Regions from separate parts of the Homo sapiens genome. Here region 1 is linked to region 2. The links are chromatin contacts, found by Hi-C or POLR2A ChIA-PET in ENCODE. All regions are on one chromosome and are shown on one strand. Each heading gives the region's core, a stretch centred on a gene start or an enhancer-like site at or near the end of the contact. The rest is flanking DNA. Distances are from core to core; before and after follow the strand shown. Region 1 has its middle 59 kb from the start of COBL. Region 2 overlaps GRB10 (growth factor receptor bound protein 10).

Region 1 (5,353 bases), core at 756-3,255, 740 kb before region 2:
TAAAAAGGATGGCAGGCTGGGCACGGTGGTTCACATCTGTAATCCCAGCACTTTGGGAAGCCAAGGCAGGCAGATCACTTGAGGTCAGCAGTTTGAGTCCAGCCTTGCCAACATGGTGAAATCCCACCTCTACTAAAAATACAAAAATTAGCCATTAACCAGCTGTGGTAGTGCACGCCTGTAATCCCAGCTACTCAGGAGGCTGACACAGGAGAATCGCTTGAACCCAGGAGACAGAGGTTGCAGTGTGCAAAGATCATGCCACTTCACTCCAGCCTGGGGGACAGAGCCAGACTTCATCTCAGAGAAAGACTCTGTCAAAAAAAAAAAAGAAAGAAAGAAAGTGTCCAGCCTGGGCAACATGGAGAAACTCCATCTCTACTAAAAATAGAAAAATTAGCTGGGTGTGGTGGGCACCTGTGGTCCCAGCTACTTGAGAAACTGAGGTGGAAAGATCACCTGAGCCCGGGATGCAGAGGTTGCAGTGAGCTGAGATCGCACCACGCCACTGCACTCCAGCCTGGGCCACAGAGCAAGACCCTGTCTCAAAAACAAAACAAAACAAAAAAACTAGAAAGTGAGTGATATGGATATGGAATTGCTGCAGCTGTCCTGGAGACACGCCCTTTTGAAGGGAGACCTATGTCAGGAGACTGAATTCTTCATTGGCTGAAACCCCCACTGCTAGGAGGGGCCCACCTGGAAGTCCCCATGCTGCTACCCTGCAATTCCATACTTGGGCACAGTAAGCACAGAATCAGAGATGGGACAAAGGACAGCATGGCGCACTGGGGAGCCCTGAGCCTTTCTGATGGTTACCCTGTCCCCAGGGGCCCCTTTCCTGAGGGCACACCCAGGTGTGAACTTCACTCAGCACAGGCCAGCCCCTCCAGGGCAACCCAAGCCCCTCTCTACCCTACTAGAGAGACAAATGGTGGAAATGGGGAATTGAATGGAGAGCCGAGGGGACGGGACCGGGATGGGAAGAGGGGAGGAGGCTGGGCTGATAAGTAAGAATTGTAGGGACTAAGGACATTTTCCAAGAAATTTTCTCCTAACTTTAATGTAGTTTAGGTAACAAAATAATATATGAAGTATCAATATTGACATCCTCAAAGAGGAGGAAGCTGCACATCAGAGAGCTAGTATAACTGCACGAGGCTGCACAGCAGAGACAGGATCAAAGCAGGTCCAGTGAAAACTCTATAGGCCTCCACTACAGACCCACTTCAGAAATCCACGTTCTAGAATGTTCCAGAACCGATCATGTAACACAGGTGCCAAAGTACAACTGAAAAATAAACTTTAATGTCTTGAGCTCTGCCTTTTTTTTGAAACAGGATCTCACTCTGTTGCCTCGGCTCGAGTACAGTGATGCAAACACGGCTCACTACAGCTTTGATAATCTCCTGGGCTCAAGCAGCCTTCCTACCTCAGCCTCCCGAGTAGCTGGGACTCCAAGCATGCACCTCCACACCTGGCTAATTTTTAAAATTTTTTGTAAAGATGGGGTTTTGCCATGTTGCTCAGGCTGGTCTGGAACTCTTGGCTTCAAGCAGTTTTCCTACCTCAACCTCCCAAAGTGCTGGGATTACGGGAGTGAGTCACTGTGCCCAGCTAAGACCTGCATCTTTTTTTTTTTTTTTTTTTTTTTTTTTAGAAATGAAGTCTGTGTTGCCCAGGCTGGTCTTGAACTCCTGAGCTCAAGTGATCCTCCTGCTTTGGGCTCCCAAAGTGCTAGGATTACACGCATGAGCTATCGCGCCAAGCCAAGACCTGCATCTTAAGAGGGGGACTTTAGACTGCAGGCCTCTTGCTTGCAAGTGAGATATAATTTTCCCAATCCATCCAGAAAGGTCCTTGTATCTTATATGACTCATACTAATTCTCAGAGAGTGATCATCACATTAGAGACTCTGGAGTGTACCCTGCTCATAACCTTCCTTCTGCAGAAAAAAATGTGATTCAGCAGAAAATAATGCACTATCTACACACAGCACACACTTCCTGGTTATCAGATTCTAGCCTTTTGTTGTCTTTGAGCTACTTTACAGCTCTGTAAATTGTAGGCAAATGATATATTGCCCTGTCTAGTAGAGGTTCTCCCTCACTCTCTTGTTGAAAAACCAGTTTCCATTTGCACATTCATTTCACTATTCCTGACCTGTGAATGTGACTGTTCTCAGCTGCCCTGTTGAGCTGGTTATAACGTCACCTGGCCCCCTTATGAGTTAAATAAAATGGTTAATACCTATTCATTTTCTATCTATGTGAAAGTCATAATTTCACCTTTTTTTGAAAATGATCTTGCAACACTTCCTTCATCAGGTGTTTATGACAGCTCCTTTAGGCCAGAAGAGATGCTGGGGTCCCTTGCAGGGCATCCCATCAAGTGGAGTTAAGAGCAGCCGGCAGGTAGCTTCTGTTCCCCAGGGCAGTCTCTGAATGGGAAGGGAGGCAAGGGGAGGAGGAAGAGAAGAGGGAGGGGTTCTGCCCAGTGGATGGGACAAGGTCTTAGCAAGACCTAGCTGCTTAGGCTGGGTGAAGTGGCTCATGTCTATAATCCCAGCACTTTGGGAAACAAAGCAGGGGCATCACTTCAGCCCAGGAGTTCTATTTCAGCCTGGGCAACAGAGAGAGACCCCATCTCTACAAAAACAAACAAACAAACAAACAAACAAACAAAAAACAGCCCAGCATGGTGGCTCATGTCTGTAATCCCAGCACTTTGGGATGCTGAGGCGGGTGGATCATCTGAGGTCAGGAGTTCGAGACCAGCCTGGCCAACTTGATGAAACCCCGTCTCTACTAAAAGTACAAAAATTAGCCAGGCATGGTGGTGGACGCTTGTAATCCCAACTACTCAGGAGCCTGAGACAGGAGAATCATTTGAACCTGGGAGGCAGGGGTTGCAGTGAGCCAAGATCGCGCCATTACACTCCAGCCTGGGCGACAAGAGCAAAAACTCCATCTCAAAAAACAAACAAACAAAAAAAACTAGGTTATCTCTCTGGTTAAGCTCCTAGCCAGCTATTTGACCTTGAGTTTTAACAAGGTCTTTAAGTTTTAAGGGTAAGAAAGTGTGTCAACCTCTTTAAGTTTTGAGGGTAAGGAAGGGTGTCAAAACTAACATTTATTTCCTGAGCTCTTGTTTGTCTTGTCTGGGGTGAGGCTGGAGAGGTGGGATGATTGACCACGCTGGACAAGAAGCTAGGTTTCAGCAGTTAGGCAGTCTACCTGGGATCAAGGCTCCTGATGGCGATACTGACAGTAATAACAAGAGCAGCAGGTACCATTTCTTTGGCACGCATATGCCCATATATATTATCTCATTTAGTCCCCACCACTGCCTGGAAAGAAGGATTAATCTATGATCCTATCATTCAGACAGGAAGACAAAGGCTCAAGGTCACACCACATAAATTCCGGTTCTAAATTTAGCCAAGTAATAAACCCTTTATTGCACTGCCTTCGCCTCCTAGATGTGACAGGGCAATCCTTTGGCCATTGAATCACTTCTTTCCTCACCTGTAAAAGAGAGAGAATTATTACTTTGATCATCACACGTAAAGGAATGCAATGGCAGATGACCAAATGCCATGTGGTTTCTTGAGCTGGATTCTGGAAAGGAAGAAGGGACATTAGTGGAAAAGCTGGTGAAATCCCAACAAAGTCTGGAGTTTGGTGAATCATGTTGTACCAATATCAGTTTCCTAGTTTTGACAAATGTGCCATAGTTGCGTGAGATGTTGATGGAAGGCAAACTGGTGAAGCATGTAAGAAAACTTTCTATATGATCTTTGCAATGTTTCAGTAAATCTTTTTTTTTTTTTTTTTTTTTTGAGATGGAGTCTTGCTCTATCCTCCAGGCTGGAGTGCAGTGGCATGATCTCTGCTCACTGTAACCTCTGCCTCCGGGGTTCAAGTGATTCTTCTGCCTCAGCCTCCTGAGCAGCTGGAACTACAGATGCGCACCACCACACCAGGCTAATTTTTGTATTTTTAGTAGAGACGGGGGTTTCACCGTATTGGCCAGGCTGGTCTCGAACTCCTGACCTCGTGAACCACCTGCCTTGGCCTCCCAAAGTGCTGGGATTACAGGTGTGAGCCACTGTACCCAACACTGTTTGATTTTTTTACAATAAGCCTATGATACTTTTATGATATGAATGAATATATGTTTTTAAAATTCATTTTTCTAAAAAGATAGGCTGAATCCATAAAAGAAAAAAAATAATGGACCAAAACTTAGAGAAAAGATAAGTACTGGCTGGGACTCAGAACTGTGGCCAGCCCTGGGCTGATATGTAGTTTGAGCAAACCACTGCCCTTCCCAGAGGCTCGCCTGTGAAATGGGGGTGGGCAGAAGTGGGCAGGGCAGCAACTAAGGATTGAGCTGAACTGATGACATCTCAGGCTCTTCCCAGCCTTAGCAGCTCGAGATTTTGAGGCAATCTGGATTCCCACACCTGGTTAGAGAAGCAGATTAAGGAAATGATCTGGAGTTTGGAGTTCTCTCCCTAAGAGGATAAACACCACAATATTGATAGTCCAGGCAACAAGGCCAAATTCAACCCAGAAGAATGTTTTAGATCACACCATCTCTCATCAATCCCTAATTGAACTGGAGGTATTTAACTCTTTCTTTGCCGTTTTTTATCTTCCATTCTAAATAAGTCCTTCTCAAACTAAAATGTGCATACAAATCACCTGTGAATCTTGTTAATATGAAAATGCTCAATCAACAGGTCTGAAGTGGGACCTGAAATTCTGCAATTCTAACAAGCTCCCAGGAGATGTCAGTGCTGCTGGTCCCCAGACCACTATTTAAATATCAAGTCTCAGCTGGGCACAGTGGCTCATGCCTGTAATCCCAACATTTTGGGTGACCAAGGCAGGAGGATTATTTGAGCCCAGGAGTTCCAGACCAGCCTGGGGAACATTAGTGAGACTCTGTCTGTACAAAAAATACAAAAATTGGCCAGGTTCGGTGGCATGTACCTGTACTCTCAGCTACTCAGAAGGTGGGAAGATCTCCTGAGCCTAAGAGTTCGAGGCTGCTGTGAGCTGTGATCGCATCACTGCACGCCAGTCTGAGCTACAGAGTAACACCCCGTCTCAAAAGGAAAAAAAAAAAAGTGACAAAGCAGCATCCCTTTGTCACAGAGAAAACCTGGAAACTCCATTGTACTTCACGGAATTACTAAAAAATGACACCAGACCACACAGGCTGTCTTCCCATTAACTGTTTTTCTGTTTGTTTTTGTTTTTGAGATGGAATCATTCTGTCGCCCAGGCTAGAGTGCAGTGTCTCAATCTCAGCTCACTGCAACCTCACCGCCTCCCTGGTTCA
Region 2 (4,891 bases), core at 1,854-4,353:
TTGAACCCAGGAGGCAGAGGTTGCAGTGAGCTGAGATTGCACCACTGCACTGCACTCCAGCCTGGGAGACAGAATGAGACTCTGTCTCAAAAAAAAAAAAAAAAAAAAAAAAAAAAGGAAAGGAAAAAAAAAAAAAAGCTGTGGATCCATCTGGTCCTGGGCTTTTTTTTTTTTTTATTGGAAGATTTTTATAATTACTGATTCCATTTTATTACCCCTACTTGTCTATTTAGGATTTCTGTTTCTTCCTGATTCAATCTCAGGAAGTTGGGTGTTTCCAGGAATTTATCCATTTCCTCTAGGTTTTTTAGTTTGTGTGGATAGAGATGTTCATAATAATCTGTGATGATCTTTTGTATTTCTGTGGTATCAGTTGTAATGTCACCTTTTTCATTTCTGATTGTGCTCATGTGAATCTTCTTTTGTTCTTAGGTAAACTTGCTAGCTATCAATTTTATTTATCCTTTCAAAGAACCAACTTTTGATTTCATTGATCCTTTGTGGGTTTTTTTGTTTTGTTTTGTTTTTTGGGGTCTCAATAACACTTAGTTCTGCTCTGATCTTTATTTCATTTCTTCTGCTAGCTTTGGGTTTTGTTCTTGTTTTTTTAGTTCCTTGAGGTGTGACATTGGGTTGTTAATTTGAGAACTTTCTGTCTTTTTGATATAGACATTTAACACTATAAAACTTATTTCTTAGCACTGCTTTTGCTGTATTCCAGAGGTGTTGATATGTTGTGTCTCTATTTTCATTAAAAAAATTTCTTTTTCTGCCTTAAGTTCATTGTTTACCCAAAAGTCATTCAGGAGCACGTTTTTTAGTTTCCACGTATTTGTACAGTTTTGAGAGTTCCTTATGGTATTGATTTTTAATTTTATTACACTGTGGTCCAAGAAGATACTTGATATGGTTTTGATTTTTTAAAAAATTTATTGAAATGTGCTTTATGGCAAAGCATCTGGTCAATTTTGTTTGATGTGCAGATGAGAAAAATGTATATTCTGCAGGTGCTGGGTAGCATGTTCTATAAATGTTTATTATTTCCATTTGATCAGGTCTAGCTTAAGTTCAGAGTTTCTTTGTTGACTTTCTGCCTCAGTTACCTGTCTACTGTTGTCAGTGGGGTGTTGTAGCCCCCCACTATTATGGTATTGCTGTCATTCTCTTCTTTTAGGTGTAGTTGTATTTGTTTTATGAATGTGGGTGCTTTGGTGCTTGCACACGTATTTCCAAAATTTATGTCCTCTTGTATTGAATGCATTCTTATGATATAATGCCCTTCATTGTCTCTTTTTCTAAAACTGTTGTTAGCTTAAAGTCTGTTTTATCTGATATAAGAATGGCTACTCCTGCTCACATTTGTTTTCCATTGCATGATATATATTTTTCCACCCATTTACTTTGAGTCTGTAGGTGTCTTTAGCCGTTAGGTGGGTCTCTTGTAGGCAGCAGATGGCTGGGTCTTGTTTTTTTATCCAGTTTGCCAGTCCATGTCTTTTAAATGGAACATTTAGGCCATTTATGTTCAACATTAATATTGGTATTTGAAGTGTTATTCCTGTCATAGTGTTGTTAGCTGGTTTATTTGTAGTCTCAGTTGTGTAATTGCTTTATACAGTGAGCTTTGTCTACTTATGTATGCTGTTATGATGGTGAGTATCATCCTTTTGTTTCCATTTTTATAACTCCTTTGAGAATTTTTTTGTAGGATTTGTCTAGTAGTGGCAAATTCCCTCAGCATTGGCTTATCTGGGAAAGGCTTTATTTCTCCTTCATTTTTGAAGCTTAGTTTGGCAGAATATAAAATTCTTGACTTACGTTTCTTTTTTCTTAAAGGAGGCTAAAAATAGACCCCCAGTCTCTTCTGACTTGTAAGGTTTCTGCTGAGAAGTCCACTGTTAGTCTAATGGGATTTCCATTATAGGTGATTTGACACTTCTATCTAACTGCTTTTGAAATTTGTTCTTTCATGTTGACCTTGAATTAATCTGATGACCATTCTTTGGTGAATGTGCATCTTCTGTAGTATCTCTAATGGGTTCTCTGAATTTCTTGTATCTGCATATCTACATCTCTAGCAAGTTTGGGGAAATTTTCCTGAATTATTTCCCTTAAATATGTTTCCAAACTTATTTTTTTTCTTCTCCCTCAGGAATACCTATAAGTCCTAGGTTTAAATAATCTTACATTTCTCAAAGGCTTTATTCTTTTTTAAAAAATTGTTGTTTCTTCTTATCTGGGCTAATTCAAAAGACTAGTCTTCAAGCTCTGAAATTCTTCTGCTTGGTCTACTCTATTGTTGAAGCTTTCAACTGTTTTTTGAAATTCCTTTAGTGAACTTTTCATTTCCAAAAGTTGTTGTTGTTGTTTTGTTTGTTTTTAATATATCTATCTCATCTTTCATCTCCAGAATTACTCTTCTGGTTTTTTTGTGTTGGTTTTCAACTTTCTCTTGGCTCTCATTGAGCTTCCTTACACTTCATATCTTGAATTCTTTATCTGTCATTTCAAAGTTTTCATTGTGGTTAGGAGCCATTGCTAGAGGGCTAATGTGGATGTCACAACATTGTTTCTTCATGGAGCTGGAGTTCTTGTGTTGGTTTCTTCTCATCTGTAGAAGCGGTCACTACTTATTTTTGAATTTACTTTCATTTGCTTGGTATTTTTTCTTCCCTCCCCCACCTTGAGGATGTGACTGTTCTGTATGTTGGTTAAGTTCCTTTGTCTTGGCTTCTCTGTAGTTTTAGGGGGCCAAGGCTTTTATGAATTACTTGGTTATAGATAGCTTTAGTGTAGTGGTTTTCTCAAATGCTAGTTGTTTGTAGGTTGTAGTAACAGTGTGCTGGACCAGTGGTCAGACTCACTGTCTCCTACAGAGAAATGGGGAGGTGGAGGTTTCAGGAGGCTTATCTCATCCCCCACCGCTGTATACTGTCAGCAGGAATTACTTTGAGTTATGCAGTTCACCCTACAGGCCAGTAGGTGGCGCTTGCAGTTGAGAGGCAGTTGCAATAATAGCAGTGGAATTTTTGGCCTTTGTTGATGTGGGGAAATACCAGGGTTTCCCTGGCCATGGGCGGGATTCCCAGGGATCCCGTCCTGCACTCTGCCACCACCCTGGCTGGGGGCGGCAGAGCTGGGTATGGCTGGGTCTGGCAAGCCCGTGACCAGGCTCTCCAGGGCAGGTACAAGCACCAACCTTGGCGGGGGTCTAGGGACACCTCTCAGGCCACTGGGACAACCCTCTAGTGTGCAGCACAGTTGCCTTTCCTGCGCAACAGAGTCTCTTCAGTAGGAGGAGCAACTGGGATGCTTAGCCCAGCAGGTAGCCCTGGAGACTGCCAGCTCACACTCCCCCAACCCTGTGGTTCTCCCTCCAGCATCCAGCCCTAGCAACTGGCCCAACCAGCTAGGCTTCTCCCAAGTCATCCGCACTGCCCTGAGCTCCTGGTACTCAGGACCTCAGGACTCCCTGCAACGGAAACCAAGGCTATCAGGCCACACCCTTCTGGGTCTGGTCTCACTAAGGGTGGGGCACCCGGCTCCCATGCCACCCCTTGAACCTGCGCCACACTCTTTGCTGTGTTCAGACAGTGGGGGCTCCTCCAGTATTTGAAATCAGGCCACAAGTCTCATCTCCATAGCCCTGGGCAGTGTGCTGCGTCCTGGGGAGCTGAGACCAGGCCTCAGGGTCAAGCCTCAGCTGTGGTGGGGGACACTGAACTGCTCCCAGGCTAACAACAAAACACTTCAGGTGGGACAATGCAGGCTATTAAGCACATTTTTTTTAAGTAGGTTTGAGTCACTATAATTGAACAGGATTATTATGCGTGTTCTCTTTATGGTGAGTAGAGCCATATAATCATGTGTAGTGCTTCAGTTATCCCTTATATCAAGAAATAATATCATTAATTTAAAACAGAACTAAAAATAATGGCAGAATTACATTCCTTTTTGGTGAGATTAATTTAGCCTACCCTGGTTGGTTATGCCCTAGTCTGAAGTAAATGTAATTTACCCCAAACCTCCAGGCTTCAGGGTCTGCCCAATTTGAGGCCTTCAGGGCCACATGGAATCAAAAGCCTTTTTGTGTGAAGCCTTGGAGCCCACCTGGTACACGCTGGGTAGTGGGTTGCAGTGGAGAAGAAAGGCAAGCAGAGCCAGGGCGGGGAGCCCTGGTTAGATCCTGGCTCCAGTACTTTCCACCTCTGTGACATCGGGCAAGCTTTCTGCCTTCCAGAAATAGCTCCACCTCCTGTCAAAGGGGCAGAGACATGTGCGTGGAGTTAAGGCTTCCTTTGCCTTCCTGGCACAGCAGTCTTCCTGCTTTCTCCTCAAGGCCCCTCGGAGGCCAGGTAGGGTAGGGTAGGTCACCCAGAACAGGATTTCATCCACATGCACAACCTCATATCACGTCTTCGGGACCTTTTGCCTGCTTTGATAATTTCTCTTACCCTGTGAATGCCTCCACTTGGCCCTGTGATTACAACCTGGCTTCTCCAAAACATTTACCACGAGTATTTACCAGAGTTACTAAAAACTCCATTTTACATTACATCCTAAAAGAGCTTTTGAACTAAAAAGTATGCTAGATCATAATTAAGCACTGGGATGAAACTGGTCGCAAGAGCTGCTGGCCCAGAAGCCCTCAGATGTCTCGGTTTCTGTGTGAAGGTCTCAGGGTAGGTGTGGATCTCGGGTACTGTGGGTCAGTGTGTGCACCCTGGAGGCTGGGCCGTCTGTCCAGGGACATCTTATGCTGCAGAGGGCTCGAAGAGGACAAAGAGAGTGCCCCATTTGCTATTTTTACAAGGCGATTACTGCTGAGCCTTGAGCAAAGACTCACAGCCAGTCAGGAGGTCTTTTGGATGCAGTCATGAGATTCCCTGAG

The links. A loop is a pair of places that touch in the nucleus more often than their neighbours do. ChIA-PET counts read pairs that join two places held with the same protein, here RNA polymerase II (POLR2A). Pooled maps may share reads with other maps.
Region 1: a map of dorsolateral prefrontal cortex shows a loop between it and region 2 (4-fold over the local background). The contact joins two enhancer-like sites. A Hi-C loop is called at or near these places in 1 of 168 maps with a recorded cell type or tissue (dorsolateral prefrontal cortex) and 2 of 50 pooled maps. POLR2A ChIA-PET finds 5 or more read pairs at or near these places in 1 of 52 experiments (HEK293).

Annotation. Positions count from the first base shown.
Region 1 is chr7:51,373,268-51,378,620 of GRCh38, reverse strand. No RefSeq gene overlaps it. Among named protein-coding and RNA genes, the nearest start is that of COBL, 59 kb to the right of the region's middle. Within about 2 kb of position 2,005, at least 3 of the 41 ENCODE cell types and tissues checked have a DNase peak (open chromatin) inside an H3K27ac peak, as active enhancers do.
Region 2 is chr7:50,631,188-50,636,078 of GRCh38, reverse strand. All of the region lies in intron 7 of GRB10 (growth factor receptor bound protein 10), which reads left to right. Among named protein-coding and RNA genes, the nearest start is that of DDC, 68 kb to the right of the region's middle. Within about 2 kb of position 3,103, at least 3 of the 41 ENCODE cell types and tissues checked have a DNase peak (open chromatin) inside an H3K27ac peak, as active enhancers do.